3 separate regions of the Homo sapiens genome follow, and regions 1 and 3 are each linked to region 2. Evidence: chromatin loops called from intact Hi-C (ENCODE). Cell type or tissue: PC-3. All regions are shown on one strand. Each heading gives the region's core, and the rest is flanking DNA. Links, peaks and the distances in the headings are about the cores only.

The links. A loop is a pair of places that touch in the nucleus more often than their neighbours do. Peaks named below come from ENCODE experiments on the same cell type or tissue, not always from the same donor. Only the 100,000 strongest peaks of a DNase experiment are listed, where the experiment ranks them.
Region 1: it touches region 2 in a loop (26-fold over the local background); 48 of 110 quality-filtered maps call a loop at or near these places.
Region 3: it touches region 2 in a loop (2.7-fold over the local background); 9 of 110 quality-filtered maps call a loop at or near these places.

Annotation. Positions count from the first base shown.
Region 1 is chr15:85,293,580-85,301,244 of GRCh38, reverse strand. No RefSeq gene overlaps it. Among named protein-coding and RNA genes, the nearest start is that of MIR7706, 83 kb to the left of the region's middle. In PC-3, for the core only: a CTCF peak has its summit at 4,491 (motif pointing left); a DNase peak (open chromatin) is centred at 4,454; H3K4me3 peaks cover 681 bases; H3K27ac peaks cover 758 bases.
Region 2 is chr15:85,410,507-85,418,171 of GRCh38, reverse strand. All of the region lies in intron 1 of AKAP13 (A-kinase anchoring protein 13), which reads right to left. It also overlaps the pseudogene FABP5P9. Among named protein-coding and RNA genes, the nearest start is that of AKAP13, 34 kb to the right of the region's middle. RefSeq lists enhancers at 2,521-3,020, 4,360-4,654, 4,529-5,028, 3,876-5,075, 5,029-5,530. In PC-3, for the core only: a CTCF peak has its summit at 3,489 (motif pointing right); DNase peaks (open chromatin) are centred at 2,181, 4,491 and 5,991; H3K4me3 peaks cover 1,148 bases; H3K27ac peaks cover 4,987 bases.
Region 3 is chr15:85,314,537-85,322,201 of GRCh38, reverse strand. No RefSeq gene overlaps it. Among named protein-coding and RNA genes, the nearest start is that of MIR7706, 62 kb to the left of the region's middle. RefSeq lists an enhancer at 3,598-3,697. In PC-3, for the core only: CTCF peaks have their summits at 3,882 and 4,088 (motif pointing left); a DNase peak (open chromatin) is centred at 3,641; H3K27ac peaks cover 2,314 bases.

The DNA.
Region 1 (7,665 bases), core at 1,677-6,676, 120 kb after region 2:
AAAATGTATCATTGTTAAATTTATTAAAGTTGATAACTGAGCTGAGGGTTATACAAGAGAGTGTCTGTACTCTTAAGAAATGCACACTGAAGTATTTAGGGGTAAAGAGCACAGTATGCATACCATATCCTCAAGTGGTTCAGAAATAATTTTTTTTTTTTTTGAGATAGAGTGTTGCTCTTGTTGCCCAGGCTGGAGTGTAGTGGTGCAATCTAGGCTCACTGCAACCTCTGCCTCCCAGGTTCAAGCGATTCTCCTGCCTCAGCCTCCCGAGTAGCTGTGATTACAGGCGCTGGCCACCATGCCCCGCTGATTTTTTGTGTTTTTAGTAGAGACGGGGTTTCACCGTGTTAGTCAGGCTGGTCGTGAACTCCTGACCTCAAATGATCCACCTGCCTCAGCCTCCCAAAGCGATAGTACTACAGTCATGAGCTACCGTGCCCAGCTGCAGAACTATAACATTTTAATATCCTAATATTTTCTTTGTAATTCATGCATGTTAAAATGTTAAGATTATTTTTATTTTTAAATTTGTGTTATTATTTATTTATTTATTTATTTAGAGATAGGGTCTTAATCTGTTGCCCAGGCTGGAGTGCAGTGGTGAGATTTTGGCTCACTGCAGCCTGTAAGGCTTAAGAGATCCTCCTGCCTCAGCCTCCTGAGTAGCTGGGACTACAGGTGTGCACCATCACACCTAGCTAATTTTTGTGGTTTGTTTTTTTTTTTTTTTTTGTAGAGATGGTGTTTTGTCATGTTGCTCACACTGGTCTCGAACTCCTGGGCTCAAACCATCTGGCCACCTCAGCCTCCCAAAGTGCTGGGTTTATAGGCATGAGCCACCAAGCCCATTCTAAAATTTAAGATAAGAAAAAAAAAATCTATAACTTCTTAAATGGTTAGGGGAAAAGAGAGGGAATAAAGAAAACAAGATACCCTCCCTTTTCCAAAAAAGGGCAAGGAAACGAAAAGCATAAAAGTAGAAATACACAAAATAAATAGTGAAAATATATTTCACTATATTGCCAATCGCAGGGAATATAAGTATGTATAAAATATAAAACCATATAGAAGTCAAAACAAACTAATCAGATCTATATGTATCAACACAAACAAGTCTCAGACACATTGTACTGCGTTTATAAAATAAGATCCAAAAAGATATCATAGTAAGGGACCCGTTTGTAAATTTAAAAAATGACATAAAACAACGTTGTATATTGTTTATAGATACAAATATATGTAGCAAAATTATAGATGCAATAATACACACCAACTTAATGATAGTGTTTATTTCTGGAGATGAGAGAGGGCAGGAATGGGAGAAAGAGATGAGAGTAAATTTTTTTTTTTTGAGACAGGGTCTCACACCGTCGCCCCGGCTGGAGTGCAGTGGCACAATCTTAGCTCACTGCAACCTCCACCTCCCAGGTTCAAGTGATTCTTGTGCCTCAGGCTCCCAAGTAACTGGAATTACAGGTGTGTGCCACCACTCCTGATTAATTTTTGTATTTTTTTTTTTAAGTGAAGACAGGGTTTCACCATGTTGGCCAGGCTGGTCTTGAGCTCCCAGCCTCAAGTGATCTGCCTGCCTCGGCCTCCCTAACTGCTGGGATTATAGGAATGAGCCACTGCACCCGGCCTATGAGAGTGATCTTAACTGTATCTGCAATTTTTTCCTTAAAAAACAGAAAATAACAATTCTGAAACAACACATAACTAAAAGTTAATGTGTTACATCTGGGTTGACCACAAATGGGTGTCTGTTATATTTATTTCTGGATTTTTCTGTGCATTTAAATTATTTGATAATTAAATCTCTGTATTTTCTATTTCTTAATTACATTTTTCTAAGGACATAGAGAGGATGCAGTCCTGCTTTCACAGGTGCTGGCTGAGGTGCTTATTAAAATACAGCTACTAAAAATAGTGCCAGAACTATATTGAGTGGGGGGTTGCAGGTAAGGGAGCTGAGTCCTCATCTGTCATAGCAGGAAGACAATGCGTAATGTGTGATGCTGGTTATTTGTGGGCCTAGGGTCCCTCCCAGTTTCATGCTCTTCCCTGCTCCACTGAATCCAGTGGACTGCACTGTCCAGGCTTTCTTCCTAGCTGGCTTTTGGGGTTCAGCCAGTGGGAGGCTCTGTGGGAAGATGGGAGGGTGGGATTCAGCAGAGGTCAGGGTAGCTCTTTCCAGCTCTCTTCCTGCTTTGGCATGCTATATCTAACTGTAGCTGCATCCTAGGTACAACTCTTACTCACTGGGCTCTGATAAGTGTTTCCTTCCCTTGTCTCAATAGGCCCTGGAAGCGGGGAGGGTAGTAATAGCTTCTCACCATTGCTAGTCTCTAGGTGTCCTACCATACCTTGTTTGTTACCTTATCCAGTCCAGAAACTCTGTGAATAGTCCCTTCATTAAAGCCTTTTCATTTTAACCATCTGGGATGACACAAGAAACACTGTGAAAGGTAAAAATTGCTTTTGTTTGTTTGTTTGTTTGTTTCAGAACTCCTTTGCTGTGGATAAGAAGATTGACTAGGTGACTTGCTCCAAGTTCAAAGCCTGTTTGCATAAAACAACAACGACTTGTCTTTGTTCTGTTTGGTTATTTTGAGACAGGGTCTTGCTCTGTCATTCAGGTTGGAGGGCAGTGGTGCAATCATGGCTCACTGTAGCCTTGACCTCCTGGGGTCAGATGATTCTCCCCCCTCAGCCGCCTGAGTAGCTGGGACCACAGGTGCATGCTATCACGCCCAGCTAGTATTTTTAAATGATTTTTGTAGAGATGGGATCTCCCTATGCTGCCCAGGCTGGTCTTGAACTCCTGAGCCCAAGCAATCCTCCTGCCTTGGCCTTCCAAAGTGCTGAGGTTACAGGCGTGAGCCACCGCACCTGGTCACAACTTGATTTGAGAGCGTATGGTTGACAACATCTTGATGAAAAGGGATATGGCTGGCCAGGCATGGTGGCTCACACCTGTAATCCCAGCACATTGGAAGGCCAAGGTGGGCAGATCATGAGGTCAGGAGTTCAAGACCAACCTGGCCAACATGGCGAAACCCCATCTCTACTAAAAATTGAAAAATTAGCTGGGTGTGGTGGGGGGTGGCTGTAGTCCCAGCTACTCAGGAGGTTGAGGCAGGAGAATCGCTTGAACCCGGGAGGTGGAGGATGCAGTGAGCCGAGATAGTGCCACTGCAGTCCAGCCTGGGTGACAGAGAGAGAATCCATCTCAAAAAAAAAAAAAAAAAAAGGGATATGGCTGATACACACAGAAAGATCTACTCTCCTAAGACCTTGTGCCCCAAGAATTTTATGACTTCTTGGATGGTATCAATTGTGTTTTATGATTGATTTATTCATTTACTTGATAAGTTTTGATCGAGTGCGGCTCTGTACCAAGAACTGTGTCAAGAAATGGGGATACATTGTTGTGCGAGAGGAAGTCCTCATGTGCCAGGAATTTACAGTAGACAGGGGAAGATACGCAAACTCATTACGAAGAAATACGGTAAATGCGAGGGGAATGGAAGCAGAGGGTGCTCTGGAGTACTCAGGAGGATTATTCAGCCCAGCCTTATACTGTCAGGGATAGTTTCCCAAAAGAAAGGATATCTAACCTGAGAGCAGAAGAATAAATACTAGTTAGCCAAGTTAAGGAGGATGGGTAGATGGGAGGGAGTGAGTTTTAGTTTTAAGGCATTCTAGGTAGAGAGAAAAGCAATTTGGGCAAATCTGGTAGGGGATAAAAATCATTTGGGAAACTGAAAGTCAGCCTCTTGAGTTGATTGCAGGAGGAGAGGGTGAGATAAGTTAGGAGAAGAAAAACAGGGATCGGATCACAAAAAGCCTTTTAAGTAAGATTAAGGGCAGGGGTATTATTATGAGGTCAATACAAAGCCATTAGATCTTTTGAGTAGGTGGTATACAGTGTAATCGCATTTGCATTTTTAAAACATTATCTTGTCTATGCGGTGAGAATAAACTGGAGGTGGATAAGAGCAGAGGCAGCTCCCTTAGGAGGTTGTTGCTGTATCCTAGGCCAGAGATCATGAGTTGGACTTGAGGCTGGGGCTGGAGAGAAGCGGCCAGAGAAGAACATATGGCTAAAACAGGCAACCTGAAAACATTCAGGAAATTATTGTCATTAGAGGACAGCCCGGCAAAATGCAAATTGTTCTGTCCTTATTTGATCTCAGCTGGACTATGAATTCTGTGGGGACAGGGACTATTTTGTATTCATCCCCGTTTCCAGTACTACGGAAGTACTCAGGAAATGAATGTTCTTCCTAAGTGAGTCTCAGTGACATGGTGTTTGGATAGAGTGGTAACCCTCACGCCTTTGCTGACCCACCTTTATTAGGGAAGTTCAGCAGCGATTGTGAAGTCGACGTGTAGCGCTACCGCGGCAGGGACATTAAGGTGCAGAAGCTTTACCCAGTGCACAGTGCACACTGAAATACCCAGGCTGGTTTTTCCTGACTCAGTTCTCTTCTGCCATCTGCTGGGACAGTCTTTCATAGCACATCAAAGCAAGATCACCAAGGAAGACAGGCCTGAAAGCTTTGTGGGAGCCACAGTGGACAATGACTTGGATAAGTTTACGATTTAGTCAGAGATGCAAGAATCACATCCAAACCACTGTCCATTTGAAGCTAATCTTCAGTATTTATTTCCCAAAGACTAAATGTCTTTTTTATAAGAATGAGTTCATGTCCTTTGCAGGGACGTGGATGAAGCTGGAAACCATCATCCTCAGCAAACTAAGACAGGAACAGAAAACCAGACACTGTGTGTTCTCACTCATAAGCGGGAGTTGAACAATGAGAACACATGGACACAGGGAGGAAAACATCACACACGGGCCTGTTGGGGGGTAGGGGGCAAGAGGAGGGAGAGCATTAGGACAAATACCTAATGTATACGGGAATTAAAACCAAGATGACAGGTTGATAGGTGCAGCAAACCACCATAGCACAAGGATACTTTTTTTTTTTTTTTTTTTTTTTCTGATACAGAGTCTCGCTCTGTCTCCCAGGCTCTGGAGTGCAGTGGCGCAAACTCGGCTCACTGCAAGCTCCGCCTCCCGGGTTCACGCCATTCTCCTGCCTCAGCCTTCCGAGTAGCTGGGACTACAGGTGCCCGCCACCACGCCCGGCTAATTTCTTTTTGTATTTTTAGTAGAGACGAGGTTTCACCGTGTTAGCCAGGATGGTCTCGATCTCCTGACCTCGTGATCCACCCGCCTCGGCCTCCCAAAGTGCTGGGATTACAGGCGTGAGCCACCGCGCCCGGCCGCACATGGATACTTATGTAACAAACATGCAGGTTCTGCACATGTATCCCAGAACTTAAAAAAAAAAAAGTCTTTTTTTTTTTTTGAGATAAAGTCTTGCCTTGTCACCCAGGCTCCAGGCTGGGGTGCAGTGGCATGAACATGGCTCAGTGTAGCCTAGCCTCCTCCTGGGTTCGAGAAATCCTCCCACCTCAGCCTCCCAAAGTGCTGAGATTTCAGGCGTGAGCCGTCATGCCGGCCCATGCAGACTATCTTAAATGTCTGTATTCTCCTTTGAGTTTTTGCAACAACTTTACGATAGCCATATATTATAACATTTTTTAAACAAGGAAACAGAAACACAGACATTTAAATGAAAAGCTAACTTTGAACAAAAAATAAGTAGCCCGAGCCAGGACTGAAGCTTCCTTGACTCCTGGTTCCATACTTTTGTCACAATGTCTCAACGTCTCCAACACACTAAGGGAGAGTTCCAACAGGCCGAGACAGGCTGCTGATCTGCAGCAGGGAGAGGGCAGGCCTAATGTGAAGGCTGACAAGGCCGGTGGCTCCCTGATGTTCAGCACAGAGATGCAGAATGTTGGCATGGAGTGGGGTGGGGGAGAGCAACAGAAACAATTCTCCACGTTCTATGTTTCCCCCAAGATATGTCAAGGTGATGTTTCCGAGGGAAACATTTTTTTTAAGTATATGAAAACTAATAGAACTTGAACTTTTGGTGGGTGTTGTCAAATAAAATAGACCCTACTATTTTTGTTAACGCGTGTGGTTAAGACTAAGAAACTATTGTGCCATCCTTTTCTCTCTCTCTCTCTCTGTTTTTTTTTTTTTTTTTTTTTTTTTTTTGAGACAGGGTCTCACTCTGTCGCCCAGGCTGGAGTGCAGTAGTGAGATCATAGCTCACTGCAGCCTTGAAAAGCTGGGCTGAAGCAATCCTCCTGCCTCAACCTCCCAAGTAGCTGGGACTACAGGCATGTGCCACCACATCTGGCTAATTATTTTTTATTTTTGTGGAGACAAAGTCTTGCTATGTTGCAAGGAATCCTCCTGTCTCACCCTCCCAAAGCACAGCGATTACAGGTGTGAGCCACTGCACCTAGCCAACTTTTCTCATTTAAACTGAAGTTATTCTTGTATGAATGCCCAAATACATTCTTGGTATTAAAAAATCCAGACACTCAGGTAATGCTAAACATTCCTTTTACTACAGGTTTCAAGCTTTTCCCCAAAGACAACCTCAGTCAGGAGTATGCTTCCAGATCTTCTAGGAAATATGGGTGTTCCTATGGGAGCATAGTCTTGTTTAGTGTTTTATCTCCCTTACATGAATGGGATCTTGTTCCCCATTCCCCTCCCCAGGCCTCTGGAAACCATCTTCTACTTTCTGTCTTATGAATTCAACTACTGTAGGTGCTTCATGTAAGTGAAATCACACAGTATTTGTCCTTTTCTGACTGGCTTATTTCACTTAGCATCATGTTTCGAAGATTCTTCCATGTGGTAGCCTGTGCCAGGATTTCTTTCTTAAGCTGCATAATATTCCATTGTATGCATGTACCACGTTTGGTTTATCCATTCTTCTGTTGGTGGACACTCAGTTTGCTTCCACCCTGTGGGCTATTGTGAGTAAGTCCGCCATGAACATAGGTGTACAAGTATCTCTTTGAATTCCCGCTTTCCATTCTTTGGGGTATATGCCCATAAGTGCTGCAGCAGCTTTCTGAGTACATTTCAGGCTGTGGGTGTCTTCTTCACTTGAATACCCCTTGCATTTGGGCTGTTTACCATAGTTACCCACTGATGTAGTTTGGATTTATCCCCCTGCAAAAGTCTTGTATCAAATTGTAATCCCCAGTGTTGGAGGTGGGGCCTGGTGGAAGGTGACTGGATCACGGGAGTGGATCCTTCATAAATGGTTTAGCACCATTCCTTTGGTGCTGTATTCGTGACAGAATTCTCACGAGATCTGGTTGTTTAAAGGTATGTAGCACCTCCCCGCTGTCTCCCTCCTGCTCCGGCCATTTGAAGTGCCTCTGTCTCCCTTCACCTTCCGCCATGATTGGAAGCTTCCTGAAGGCTCCCCAGAAGCAGAAGCCGCTGTGCTTCCTATACAGCCTGCAGAACCATGAGCCAATTAAACCTCTTTTCTTTATAAATTTCCCAGTCTCAAGTGTTTCTTTATCGCAGTGCAAAAATGGACTAATATACCCACCCACCAAGGGCACTCCTTTTTCCTTTCTAGGGTAGCTATAGGCTTAAACAAGTCGTTCTCCATTTGTAAAGATTTGGGGCAGGAGAAAGAAGTTGTTCTCAGGCTCCTGTACTGTAAGACTCAGTTCGAATGTCCCAGCCTCTGTTATCTTCCCCGA
Region 2 (7,665 bases), core at 1,283-6,282:
CCCAGGAGATTGAGACTGCAGTGACCTATGATCCTGCCACTGCACTCCAGCCTGGGCAACAGGGACAGACCCTATCTCAGAATAATAATAATAATAATAATAATGATAATAATAATAATAATAAATAATGAAGATGGTACAAAAAGAATGTAAAAATGTAAAATATCTCAATTTTATAATTACGTCAAAATGAACTTTTATATATTGAATTAAAATATTAAAATAAACTTCTCCTTTAATGTAGCAACTAGGAAATTTTAAATTACCTAGTGGCTGATATTATACTTCTACTGGACAGTACTGGACTGGAGCCAGACAAATCTAGGTTCAATTACCAGTACTAATAACTTCCTTGGTTTTGTGCTGCCTGATCAGCTGCTTAATACATAAGCTGCATTTCTCCATCTGTAAAACTAGAATAATGTCGCCTTCTTCACTGGCTCCTGGTGAGGATAAATGAGCACTTAGAACGTAATGGTTGGAATACAGCAGAAAATGGCAAAATGACAGTCATGTTTAATCGGCAAAAGAAAGATTTCAAACTTTGCTCTCAAATAAGTATCTCACAAAGTTTATCAATGGGCTAACAACAGATTGTTCTTTTAACAATTCATGACTTGTCATTACATTGCAACATTTCCATTCCTAATACCCATTAATCATACTGATTAACTTGACTCTACAACCTTGACCAATACTACATTCCAGTAATTTCTGGTTAATTTTTACATAAACGAATATTTTCTAACTTAAACGCCCATTGCTCATACGCTATTTCGATTCCACCAAAAAGGACCAGTGAGTATCAGAAAGATTCCTTTGGTCATACATACCAATTTTAAATTAAGACAAAGAAAAAGCAGTGAAGTCACCCATCCCTGAAAATGAGGTTTCTAAAATCTCAAAGTCTAAAAACTACTGGAAGCTCATCTGGCACATATTAAAGAAAGCTGGCTCCTGCCTAGGATAAACTATTAATATTTCTAATATCAATCCAAAACTTAATATCAAACAATCAGAAAACAATAAAAGGCAAAGAAAAAAGTTACCTTTTGTTCCTATGCTAGCAAGCTTTTAAGGGAAACAATGCAAAAAATCAGCTGTTCAAGTTAAGCATTAATTTTCTTTTGGAAAGGAATGAAACAAAGACAAACTAGTGAATAAAAATCCCGTATTTCATTTTGAAGCATAACACATTTATATTACTCTAATATATCAAACTCCACCAAATAACAAATGTCAATCCTATAATCATTTGTGGACAGCCGAGCTTACACATTACAGAACAATTTTAAGAACCCCAAATGTGTAAGAACCTCCAAAATTTGCTACCTTTAATGGGCAGGGAAAAGGAGAAATGAACCATGATAGGGAAACTATGGCCTTGCTGAAGAGTGGAATGGAGTGAACATACTGGTTTTCAGATGGGTCAGTTTTCAGCAGAATTCTGACCTTAACACTATCTCTGACATTCAAACACACACCAAAATTCCATAATCATAATAGATGTGATTCAATACTTAACACACCCTGCAAGTTAAAGCAAATTATGCAGCTTCTCTCAAATTTCCTTTTGCCCACTAAAAACTAGTTAGCCATGGAAGAAATTAAGTACCTGAGACATACTCATTGACCACTGGAGTCCCAAAAATTATCGTAGCTACCAGTCATGTCCACGGGAATTAGTGCGTAGAGGTATAAAATATGACTTTACATTAATGAAACTGATCATTTCTAAAGTGGCTTACCAGCAGGGAGGAAAAAAACCAGACTTAACAAAAGCACCAGTCCACCACAGTACCTGGCTACCCACAACTGAGTCTTGAACAAAATGTTACTCAAGCTGTTCACATAGTAGCCCCACTCCCAAGAAAGTACTGAAACAGGACATCTTTTATTTTTTAACTCCTTCCCCAAGAACCTGGCACAGTGCTAAACATAAACTGCACAATGAATAGAGGTATTTAACTAAATATTATGTGTCCATTTATGCAAATACATAGTACAATAAACTCTACAATTATAAAAGAGTAACCTATTCTTTAATGCTCTCAAAATTTTAGAATGTCCTTCCCTCCTTGACTCCTCAAAGCAAATATAGTTGCTCCATCCTTCTGTGCTCCCATCTCACTTCATTCGAATCTTCCCATTGACATTTACCATACTGACTCATTATTCTTCTATTTACAAATCTGCCTTGATCCATGAAAACTGAGCTCTAGGGGTTATGCGTACTGAACCACCAGGCTTTAAGTGCACCAGCTCTCTCATAAACCTCCCATTATTTTTTAAAAGATAATCATCAATATACACATCTCATTTTTTTTATTAGCACAAACACATTTATTTATTAACCAAAGGGATGATCCTAATTAATCCAACACACTTTGAAATAGCTGTATGTAAAATGTTTGGGATAAAGATAATTGAACACAGTAATGAAAAAAAAAAAAAAAGAAACGGTATGGAGATTTGCTCATTGAACTGAGCTTGGTCATTCTCTTAGTTAACTCCTGTCCAAAGTGATGATGGAATTTTTATTCTACTTTTTCATAGATCCGAGTACAGGTGACACTGTTCATGACACAGTCCACCACTAATTTCCCATCTTTCAATTTTCTTCTTATTGTGTTTTCCTTCCCATCCCACTCCTGATGTTGAACCAATGCACCATCTGTAAAGTTGCACACAGTCTGAGTTTTTCTGCCATCAGCTGTGGTTTCTTCAAACTTCTCTCCCAGGGTACAAGAAAACTGTGTTGTTTTCAAAGTGCTCTCGGTTTTTATGGTGAGGTTTTTGCCATCACAAGTGATGATACAATCTGGCTTGGCTATTGTGTCCATTTTTCGCAAAGCTATTCCCACTCCTAGCTCCTTCACATATTCATCAAAGCCTCTGCTGTCCACCAGGCGCCATCTTCCTTCCAGCTGCTGAACTGTGGCCATGAGGGGTGCGGGCGAGCTGGCGTGCAGAGCGGGGTCTGCGTCGGCGTGGCAGCGTGCTGTCACATCTCATTTTTTTTTAAAGGTATTTCCCTCTGAAACTCCTGGGATGCTGTTACTAATTATAGAAAAATTATGAATTTTCAGAGTAACTTCACTACCACCCCAAACCTGAGAGCAAAATTTAAGAAACAAACCACTCCAACATAGAAAACCCAACCAAAACAGTTGACAGGTCACACTTTCTCACATTCTGAAGTTACACTTAGGTGATTTTCTCCCATCCTAAAGCACCAATTGCATATAACAATCCCAGAATCCATTTTAGAAAACAGAATACTAACCCTCCTCCCAGACCATTTTAGTCACATCCAGTCATATACTTCTTTAATACAAGGCAAAGCCTAAGACAAGAGAAGGCATTAGGCAAATGTCAATGGTCTCTCCTTAAAGCTAGGACATCTCAATTTGTCATTTGCTCAAAGAGACTTTGAAAAAGAAACAAGAACAAATTAACTATTCATCTTAGAAATGCATCCACACCAGGAGAAGGCACTCTAACATAAGAATTAACAAAACATGTAGTCTACCAACTTCCTTATCTTATTTTGGAGCTCCCTCACCCTTTTCAAATTATACACATAAAGGAACACTCTGTACCTATACCATATGTATTAATACCAAGAGGATTTTTTCCCATCTTCATTCTCTATATCATCATCTAAATCTCACTACCCCTCATTTTTGTGTATGTATAGAAACCTTGTTAATTATCACCAGAATACAAAGCTATTGACTAGTTCAGAAGTGAAAAAAGAAAGCACGGTGGTCTTATTCCTCTTGGATTTTTTTTTACTGTGCTACTATTCATAAGTTCTCATTTTGTTTGTCCCTCATTTTCAAAAACCCTTCACACAATCAGCAATTCAATTCTACCACAAAACATGTATTAGAAATGAATAGGCAATCTTTACAACAGTTTAAATTTGCCCCGTCAAAGCCTGTTTACAGAATACAAATCTGAAAGACAAGTACCAATTATACACAGGCCACAATAGTGCTGAAAAAAAGGAAGACTGGTTTCAAGAGACAGTATGAACATCGGAGAAAAATCTGGGAATAACACATAAGTTAAACATGACGAAAAACCTTAAAAAGAGTTACACCTTTTTTCCTCTGCTTTTCAGGCTATAACAGGTACTCTCATTTCCATTTCCACTGAGGTGGTAAAAAAGGTTGGAGAAAACAATGAAAGTTGAATGAGTATAAAAAAGTATAATTAAAATATACATATATTCTTTAATAGAGGAGTATAATGGATAATGTAAATAAAGCTGTTCATATAAATTTCAAAATACATGTACCAAGACAATTTTAAAGTAGCTGTCTATGTAATATAAAGTTGAGTTAGTAGGGCACGTGGGATACTGTGAATATAAATGCTTCTGAGGCGCTCTCAATCAACAAACCCACCAAGCAGAAACAACTATTGTGCTAAGAATCCTAACAAGGGCCTGAGAACACACTGCGATCTCACCGTCCGGAGCTGAAACCGTGATGACACATGTTCCTGTGCAGGGTGCCTGGGTTGAGTCACTTCCCCTCTCTGAATCTCTACTTTCATGTTTGCTTTTTCAGTCACCTGATGCTTGCAGCACAATAACCCAAAAGCCAGGGGTCAGGGCAATGGTGCTATTCTCTTCACCTTCACCTGACTTCAACTCCATCCCCACTTCCTTGTCTCCCAATGGGAAAACTCCTGAAAATAACATTTTCAGACAATCTAAAGTTTCTATACCCCTGAATGAAATGAAAGAACTAGCATAAGCAACGACAACTGAACTACAGCCATCCTGAAAAATCTCTCCAACCTTGAGCTAGATTCACATACTAACTACTAGTAACCATAAGAAACTAAGCCCACAGTCTTCCAGTTACGGTCTGTTCTGAAGTTCTGAAAGAACCACCTTCTAAAGATCCAGCTCCACAAAACAGTACAAGACTACGTGACCTGGGATAAAAAGAAAACATGCGCAGGATCTTCAGCCACTGCTCAACCTTGCATCAACAATCTTCAGACAACAGCATTCTGCACTTTTCCCTAAGGATCAATTAGCAGTGCGGACACAGTGCCGACTTACAAACTTTTCTGTGAGGCAGCAGAACATCCTGATGAAAAGCGCAGGCTTTCAATTTCAACTTAAACTAAGTCTAAAACTTAGCTCTACTACTTACCTCTTAAATAAGCTTGGGCCAATTACTTGACCCGCCAGTGCCTTAGCCCCCTGATTTGTAAAACTAAGGTAATATATACGTTGCAGGATAAGATAAAGGTTAGAGGAGATAATATAGGTACGGTGTTCAGTGCAGTGTCAGGCACATATTAAGTGCCCAATAAATATAACTCAGCATTATGAAAGCAGATACTAATTATTTTCCTCTGTGTTGTTTCTATAAAGATTTTCAAATAAGAAACTAAAGTATTTCATGAGGATCAGCTTATTTCAATCCATTGTAAGCTATAATCAGTGGTTTGAAAGTTCTTGGTTGCCTGAGCTCCCTCCTTTTTACTCTTAAAAACTGAGAATCCCAAAGAGCTTTTGTTATGTGGGTTATATTTATTGGTACTTTATTGTATTAGAAATTAAAACTGAAAAATTTATAAAATATTACTTCATTTTAAAATTCCATGAACTCATTACAAATAAACATACTTTTATGAAAAATAACTATGTTTTCCAAAACAAAACAAAAATAAGAACGTGGCACTGTTTTACATTTTGGCAAATCTCTTTAATGTCTGGCTTAATAGAAGACAGCTGGATTCTCCTATCTGCTTCTGCATTCAAACGGTTACACTGTTTGGGGAAGTACATTTTTAAAATTTTGCCTCAAATAGATACCCAATTTGAAAAAGGAGTAGTATTTTAATAGTCTTTTGGGATAGTTGTTAATATTCTTTTTCCATGTTACACCAAAACTTGACAAGTGGTAGCTTCTTAAAGAGTTAGTCACAATGTGAAATCTGAAACTGTATCAATGACCGTTTTGTACTCTGTTACATTAAAAGTGACTGGTCTTTCACTTTGAATGAATCGTTTACCCAAGCATGATTTTTGCTGTAACATCATACATTGATCATTTGTGAAAATACTGGTTCCTTGAGTTATGCAGATCTTCCAAATGTAGATACATTTCATTATACAATATCAAAAATCACATTTGTTAATATCATTACTTTACTCATAAAGCTTTTAAATACTGAAAAGCTGTCAAGCTCATGGTGGCGAATACATATTTTCCAAACTTCTGATTTTCACTTGCAAACTCAAATTTTATCACTGGCAACAAAGACTCCACTACTTCCTTGAAGTAAAGGCTTGCTTTATTTTCAAGAAGGTATCTGCCAAATAACCAATTTCTGGATAACCACAGCTTATCAAAGTCCTCCCTTCAAATAAAAATGGAGTTTCATTTAAAAAAGCAGTTAGTTGGCCGGGCGCGGTGGCTCACGCCTGTAATCCCAGCACTTCAGGAGGCCGAGGCAGGCGGATCACGAGGTCAAGAGATCGAGACCACCCTGGGTAACACGGTGAAACCCTGTCTCTACGAAAGATACAAAAAATTAGCCGGGCGTGGTGGTGGGCGCCTGTAGTCCCAGCTACTCAGGAGGCTGAGGCAGGAGAATGGCGTGAACCCGGGAAGCGGAGCTTGCAGTGAGCCGAGATCGTGCCACTACACTCCAGCCTGGGGGACGGAGCAAGACTCCATCTCAAAAAAAAAAGCAGTTAGTTCACCTTAATGTCCATCACACGAGAGCTTTACCTCAAGATAACCACAATACTTCCACGTGCAGAACTCCTTTGCGCATATTTCCCTTTTCTTCCCACATTTTTAAATGTGTGCTCAAAGGTTGAGATTTAATAAAAGTAATAATGTTCACTACTTCATCACAGACATTAAGTGGAACTGGCATTATTTCTCACTCACAGTACATGACTGTAATGAATACCGTGACTACTGGAGCTCAGTTTAGTTCACTGTCGTGATTGATTCTAAGGCATCGGCAGCTTCACCCATTGTTGCTTTTGCACTATGCACTATCAGGTCAAATGTCTGCACACTATAAAAAGGTAAATAATGTTTTCATGTGTTGACCTCACAGACTCACTGAAAGAGTCTCAGGAATGTTCAATGGTCTACTGACTACACTTGGAGAACCAATGTTATAGGATCAATGAAGATCCATCAATTACCTACGTGTGTAGAACCTGTATAGAGTACAAGTCATGATTACTACTACAAGGAACTAAAGGGGACAGAACATTTTCTTAAAAACACACAAAAAGCTAACACAATACAGAGCCATTTACAATCAATTGCCCAATGAAACAGCACAGAAAATAAATGCCATAATCATTCTGAGAACGGAAAATGATCTCTATGGGCTGGACCAGCTAGAGAAGGATTCAAGGAGGAAAGGGATTTGAGTTAGGCCCTGAAAAACCAGGCAAGGTGAAGAGGTGACAGCATTCCAAGCAGAGAGCACAGCACAAGCACGTCCAGGTGACAGATGGTAAATCTGAGAGTCGCAGAAGAGAAATGGCCCACCTATCAAGCATCTTACCCCAGTCCAAGGAAGATAAAATGCCTTGACTGACACTGCCAATATACTAATGACCAGGGAAGAAAATAACTGCAAAGGGGGGTTAAGGTCAAGGTA
Region 3 (7,665 bases), core at 1,138-6,137, 96 kb after region 2:
GGCAGGTTTAGAAGCAGAAAATACTCAATTCAGAGTACAGTCCATCCATTCAGAATGCTAGACATCCTTTGCCTGACCCACAGGACAGTCCTGTCTGATGGCCCAATTGTGGCAAGCCCTGTTACTGAGGACTCACTGGTATGCCTGGCCCTACGACTTCACCGGAAGGGGCTCTCATAAACATTCAGGGCAGCTGGAGACAGAGCGTGACCTGGAGACTTCTTCAGCTTTTCTTTTCTTGGAAGCCTTCATCTAAAAGTGGTGATATTATCTGTTTTTTTTGTTTTGTTTTGTTTTTGAGACAGAGTCTCGCTCTGTGTCCCAGGCTGGAGTGCAGTGGTGCGATCTCGGCTCACTGCAAGCTCCGCCTCCCGGGTTCACGCCATTGTCCTGCCTCAGCCTCCCGAGTAGCTGGGACTACAGGCGCCCGCCACCGCGCCTGGCTAACGTTTTTTGCATTTTTGGTAGAGATGGGGTTTCACCGTGTTGGCCAGGATGGTCTCCATCTCCTGACTTCGTCGTCCGCCCGCCTCAGCCTCCCAAAGTGCTGGGATTACAGCCGTGAGCCACCGCACCCAGCCGATATTATCTGTTCTTTACAGGGCTAGGGTTGTGCTGACTACTGAGTTTTTCAAAATGAAACAATTATTTTTTAGGGATACATACATTTGTGCTACAACTTAATAAAATGCAAAGGAATGCTTAACATTAAAGTCAGAACAGTGGTTAATTCTCTGGGGAGTGAGGGAGAACAGGGTGTAATTAGGGAAGGGCAGGGAGTAGACTTTAAAATGACTTATAATGTATTAATATTTCTCAGCCTAGGTGATGGGTACATTGTTGTGTAATTCGTACTATTTTGAAAGTGTAGGTTGGGCCTGGTGGCTCACGCCTGTAATCCCAACACTTTGGGAGGCCGGAGCCGGCAGATCGCTTGAGTTCAGGTGTTTGAGACCAGCCTGAGCAACATGGAAAAATCCCATTTCTACAAAAAATGCAAAAATTAGCTGGGTGTGGTGGCATGTGCCTGTAGTCCCAGCTACTTGGGAGGCTGAGGTGGGAGGGTCGCTTGAGCACAGAAAGTTGAGGCTGCAAGTGAGCCAAGATTGCATCACTGCACTGCAGCCTGGGCAACTGAGACCCTGTCTCAAATGAAAGTGTACATATACATTTAATACATTTTTGTCTATTATCTATATTGTAATACAGTTTTTAAAAATTATTTTTAATTTTTATGGATACATAATAGCTGTATGTATTTACGGGGATACATGTGATATTTTGATACAAGCATATAATGTGTAATGATCAAATCAGGGTAACTGGGATATCCATCACTTCAAACATTTATCATTTCTTTGTGTTAGGAACATTCCAATTCTACTCTTTCATTGATTTTGAAATATGAAATAATTATTGTTAGCTATTGTTTCCCTATTGTGATGTCAAACACTAGATCTCATTTTTTTTACCTAACTGTATTTTTTACCCATTGACCAACTCATCTTTGTCCCTGACCCCACTACCCTTCCCAGCCTCTGGTAACCATCCTTCTACTCTCTATCTCCAAGAGTTCAATTTTTTTTCTGCTCCCCCATATGAGTGATAACATGTGATATTTGTCTTTTTGTGCCTAGCTTATCTCACCTAACATAATGTCCTCCAGTTCCATCCGTATTGTTGCAGATGACAGTATCTCATTCTTTTTTCATGGCCAAATAATATTCCATTGTGTATATGTATCACATTTTTTGATCCATTCATTTGTTGGTGAACATTTAGGTTGATTCTCTACCTTGGCTGTGAATAGTGCTGCGATAAACGTAAGTGCAGATAAGAGCGCATAAGAGTGTAGATATCTCTTCGATATATTGCTTTCCTTTCTTTGGGTGTATACCCAACAGTGGGATTGCTGGATCGTATGGTAATTATATTTTTAGATTTTTTGTGAAACCTTCATACTGTTCTCCACCTTGTCTGTACTAATTTGCATTCTCACCACCAGTGAATGAGGGTTTCCCTTTCTCCACATCCTTGCCAACATTCATTACTGCCTGTCTTTTGGATAAGAGCTATTTTAACTGGGGTGAGGTGATATCTCATTGTAGTTTTGATATGCATTTCTCTTATGAGTAATGAGATTGAGGATTTTTTCATATAACTGTTGGTCATTTATATGTCTTTTTTTTTTTTTTTTTTGAGACAGGGTCTTGCTCCATTGCCCAGGTTGGAGAGCAGTGGTGTGATCTCAACTCATTGCAACCTTCACCTCCCAGGTTCAGGCAATTCTCCTGCCTCAGCCTCCTGAGTGGCTGGGATTACAGGCACATGCCACCACGCCCAGGTAATTTTTGTATTTTTAGTAGAGATGGGGATTTTGCCATATTGGCCAGGCTGGTCTCGAACCCCTGACCTCAAGCGATCTGCCCGCCCTGACGTCCTAAAGTGCTGGGATTACAGGCGTGAACCATGGTGCCCAGCCTCGTTTGTATGTCTTCTTTCGAGAGATGTCTATTCCGATCTTTTGCCCATTTTTAAATTGGATTTTTCTTTTTTTGCTATAGAGTTGTTTGAGCTCCTTATATATTGTGGTTATTAATCCTTTGTCAGATGGGTAGTTTGCAGATATTTTCTCCCCTCTGTGAGTTGTCTCTTCACTTTGTTGATTGTTTCTTTTGCTGTGCAGAAACTTTTTAGCTTGAGATGTTCCCAGTTGTCCACTTTTGCTTTGGTTGCCTGTGCTTTTAAGGTCTTACTCAGGAAACATTTGCCCAGAGCAATGTCCTGGAACATTTCCCCAGTGTTTTCTTTTAGTAGTTTTATGGCTTCAGGTCTTAGATGTAAGTCTTTAATCCATTTTCATTTGATTTTTTTTTTTTTTTGAGACTGAGTTTCGCTCTTGTTGCCTAGGCTGGAGTGCAATGGCATGATCTCGGCTCACCGCAACCTCTGCCTCCTGGGTTCAAGCGATTCTCCTGCCTCAGCCTCCTGCATAGCTGGGATTACAGGCATGTGCCACCACGCCCAGCTAGTTTTGCATTTTTAGTAGAGACAGGGTTTCTCCATGTTGGTCAAGCTAGTCTCGAACTCCCGACCTCAGGTGATCCGCCCGCCTCGGCCTCCCAAAGTGCTGGGATTACAGGCATGAGCCACTGCAATTGGCTGATTTGATTTTTATATATGGTGAGAGATAGGGGCCTAGTTTCATTCTTCTGCATATGGATATCTAGTCATAATAGAGTTTTGAAATACAAATGGACCCAAAGTTATGCAGCAGATGGGGGATTCCTAGAGTGGATGCTTGGGTTATGTTGAGCTCCAAACCCCAAGGCTTAAGGTAGAATGATTTTGGTTCTGATAGACGGAGGAAACTCCCAATTCCTTAGTATTAAATTCTCCTAGGAAGCTATTTTCTGACTTGCAGTGCCCTGTTCTGCAAGGATCGAGTCACAGGAAACATCAAGAAAGATGTGGTTAGTTCTTTACCAACTGCTGGACTGCTGGAATGTCCTCTGCCTTGATTCAGATGTTACTGGGGTGGGAGGGAAGCCCCTAATTATAGTCAGTTACTGACTCATATCCATACTTTGCTCATGGTTATTTCCTCTGAGAAGAAAATATGTGGTATTTTTGCCTAATGGGTGCGTATGTGTGTGTTGTTTATTATCTCTCCACAACGTCTTTACATGACCTTTAGCTGTAGGGTTGGGCCTTCCTAGGAGCTCTTAAGTCAGCTCCAGCTGTGCACACTGCTGCTGGATTGCTTTCACAGGCACACCCAGAATGTGGGTGTGGCATTGAAATACACAGCTCTCTGGGGTGTCATTTCACACTACCTGCTGTGGTCAGTAGCAACTGAACAGGATCTGGAAGCACACCTGCTCCTAGGAACTAGTCAGGACTCCCTAGGTTACAAGGAGCAGAAACCCAATGCACAGATTTAAAGGCAAAAAAGACTTACTGGCATATGTAACTGCATAGCATTGGAGGAGATTCAGGTACAGCTGGATCCAGGCCCCCACAGGATCATTGGAAGCTATTTCTATCTGCTTTCTTCTGTATTGGCCTCTTTTCAGGTGCACTCTCCCCCATCTGGTGGCCTGGGGCATATACAGTCTTCTGTTAATATTTTACTTGCTTATTAACTCCAGTATTTTTTATATACTGAGTTCTTTTTGAATGCTCTCTCTCTCAATAATTCCAGCAAAGGTTTGGAGACTTTTAATGGTCCAGCTAGGGCTATGTAACCATCTCTGAAGCAATCACATTGGCTAGGGCGGTAGAGTGGTCTCACCAAGAGGACACACATGCCCACCCCATTTCTGAGGCAGGGGCTTAGATCCACATGACACGGATTGAGAAAAGAAAGGTAGCTTTTGTTATAACAACTATTTGTACATACAAACTTCTCTGGAGTTAATTTTAGATAACTAATTTTTGAATACAGCGAAGTTTGAAATGATAGATTATAAACCTAATTTGTGAACATCGTCTTCCTACCTAACCGTATTTTATGAATTTCCACACTTAATGAAAATATGCTTTAAAAACATAGAAGTTTTCAATTCAAATGAGTAAGAAAGTTTCTGTACCGGGCATGGTGGCTCATGCCTGTAATCCCAGTACTTTGGGAGGCTGAGGTGGGCAGATCACTTGAGGTCAGGAGTTTGCGACCAGCCTGGACAACATGGTGAAACCTCATCTCTACTAAAAATACAAAAATTAGCTGGGCGTGGTCGTGGGAGCCTGTAATCCCAGCTACCTGGGAGACTGAGGCAGAAGAATCACTTGAACGTGGGAGGCAGAGGTTGCACTTAGCCAACATCCTGCCACTGCATTCCAGCCCGGTCGACTGAGCGAGACTCCGTCTCAAATATATATATATATATATATATATATATATATATATGTTTTTTTTTTAATAAAGCAATTGGGCAGCAACAGAGCGCTTATGTCTTTATATCGAATGGAAGAAAAACCCAATAGAAGAAATCTACTGCTTCTGACAGATCTTAGGGCATAATTTATTCAGACTTGGGGCCTTGAGTTCAATTTGATTCATTGAAAGCTCAGGAAACATTTTGGTTTGGTTTAAAGACTTGCCCATTTAGTTTTCCTACTGAAGGGATTTCTAACACAGTACCTGGAAAAAGAAAGTGTTTCTAGATTGAAGGAGTTTGCTGCAAATCTTCTCTCTTATTAAAGAAATACTCGTATTTCTGACTTCATATTTTCCCTTCTCTGAGGGGGCTTGTATTCTCTTTCATTGCACAGGGGTAAGATGCATTTTGGAGATGCGTTGCTTGATTTTAACTTCTGGCTCTGTTTCTCTGACTGTGACTTCATCAGAAAGCTAGTCACTCAGTGCCTTTCTATGCTTCCATTTCCTCATCTGTGAAAACCTACATAGGATAACCTACAGAAACTACTTAGGATGGTGCCTGGCACGTAGTAAGCCCTTTATTGGTGTTTGCTACCACTATTGTTATTTCATGAGCTCTCAAAGCACACAACCACAAGCCTGTTTTACTTCTGGTTGAGATGAAGCTTGGAGGGCAGAGGGCAGACGCCTGAAGCTAAGCAGCTTATTAAAAGTAGAATAGAAATAGATGAGAGGAAACCAAAGTGCTTTTCTCTTTAGATAGTTATCAAAGCACGCTTCGCTGCAGACTATGGGCTTGGGTATGGCCAGAGATCAAAGGCCCTCTTATGTGCAGTGACATTTCTGAGCACAGGGCTGAGTTATAAAACCCTTGAATGGAAGGTTTTGGAACTTGGAACACGGCTTGGGCTAGAAGGGCAGGGTTTTTATAGAGGCGATTCATGGAAGCGCTTATGCTGGTGAAGAACCCAGACTGTTATGACTCACTTGTCTCTTTATTGCTTTGGACCAAGAACTGTTGTTTCCTTTTAAGTGCCCCTGTAGGAGATGAGCTACAGACTAGGGCCAAGATAACTCTTGCAGGAAGACAGAGTGGCTTCAGTGAGTGTGAACGGGAATACCGCCTTGTTGGGCTCTGGGTCAAGTGTCCTGGACGAGCAGAATAAGGATTTTATTTTACCAGGGTAGAATTGCTTTTGGAAACTGGCAGCATCCTTAAAATCTTAAACTTCAGATAAGCTTTCCTTTTGTCTGTCTGCCATTTTCATTCTCTGAAAGCCCAAACTAAATTTGATGGTGTGACAAGTAGAGGACAGAAGAACAACTTTGGAAAGTAGAAATTAATGTGTCTGGGCTGCTACATATAGAACTAGGGATAGCAGAAGGGGTCATTTGAAGTCCAGGTTGCCTGAGGTCCTGCTAGATCTCCTGGGAAAAACTGAAGGGGACTTTTGGACTGATGGTGAGGCCTCGTGCGGTAGGCAGACTCCTAAGATATATTGCAGTGCTCTCTAACTCCTGGTCCTTACCTCTTTAGGTAAGCTCCTCCCCTTGTGTTCAGGCCAGACCTATTGACCTGCTTCTCATGAATGGAATATGACAAAAGCAATGGGATGTCACTTTCATGATGAGGTTGCAAGAGGTTGTGATTTCTACTTTGCTAGGAATCTCTCTTGCTGCTGCTTTCTCCTCTCTATTGACTTCTTGGCTTGTGTGCTTTGATGCTGAAACCAGCTGCCATGTTGGAGGAACCTGCAAGGCAAGAAATCCAGGGCAGCTTCTAGTCAGCATCCAGCAGAGAACTGGGTCCTCAGCCCAACGGCCCAAAAGGAAGTGAAACCTGCCAACAGCCACCGGATGAGTTTGGAAGTATATCTTGTCCCAGTTGAACCTTGTGTTGACTGTAGCCCAACTGGAGTAATTTTCAATGCAGCAATAGATAAAGAATATACCAGGTCAGTAAAATGTACTGTCTTGAACAAGGAGGGAAACAAAGATTACCCTCAAACTCTGGGGCTTTGGATACTCTTTATGAGTTTGGAACTTATTGTGAAGTAGCAGATCATCCAGAATTCAAGGAGACAGTGGTTCTTGGTCCCTGGGAGATCCTAGGTAATGTTATGGTCTCCAATACAGTGCTTGGCAGTTATTCCAAGACATTTGAGAAAGGATGCTAAAGCCAAGAGTGCCAGGATTGCTTTGGAACTCCTAATTGAAGCTGAAGTCACTGGTTGGGAGAAAATCTCCTCCTTGGTGAACAGGAGCAGGAAGTATTAAGTGTGGGGAAAGACAGAGGCAAATCCAAGTCTTTATTTATTTATAATTCTGGTTTCAGAATGGAGCTACCACATGGTCAGGAGGAAGAGACTCACAAAGAAAGATGAAGGTTGCAGAGAGGTGCTATGGAAATAGCACATGCTAAAGGAGTCTTCTAAGCAGCCCAGAGGCGATGACATACCAGTGCCAGCAGAGGAGGAGAACCACGCTTCAGTATAACAAAAACTTCAATGAATCATGCTCAATGTGGAAAAGTCGAATAGACATGGCTGAGGATAAAAGAAAAGAACGTACACATAATCTCACTACCCAGAGAGAAGCAATGTTGACATATTTCTCTTCCTCAATGCATATTTATATATTGTTGATATTTTTACTGTCTGTGCAATTTTGCTTTAATTAAACATTTAGATTATGAAATAATTCAAACATACCAAAACAATATGTCACCAAGTGTGGCAGTTTGGATTAAGATGGGTGGCAATAGAATGAGTTCCTCTTCATTC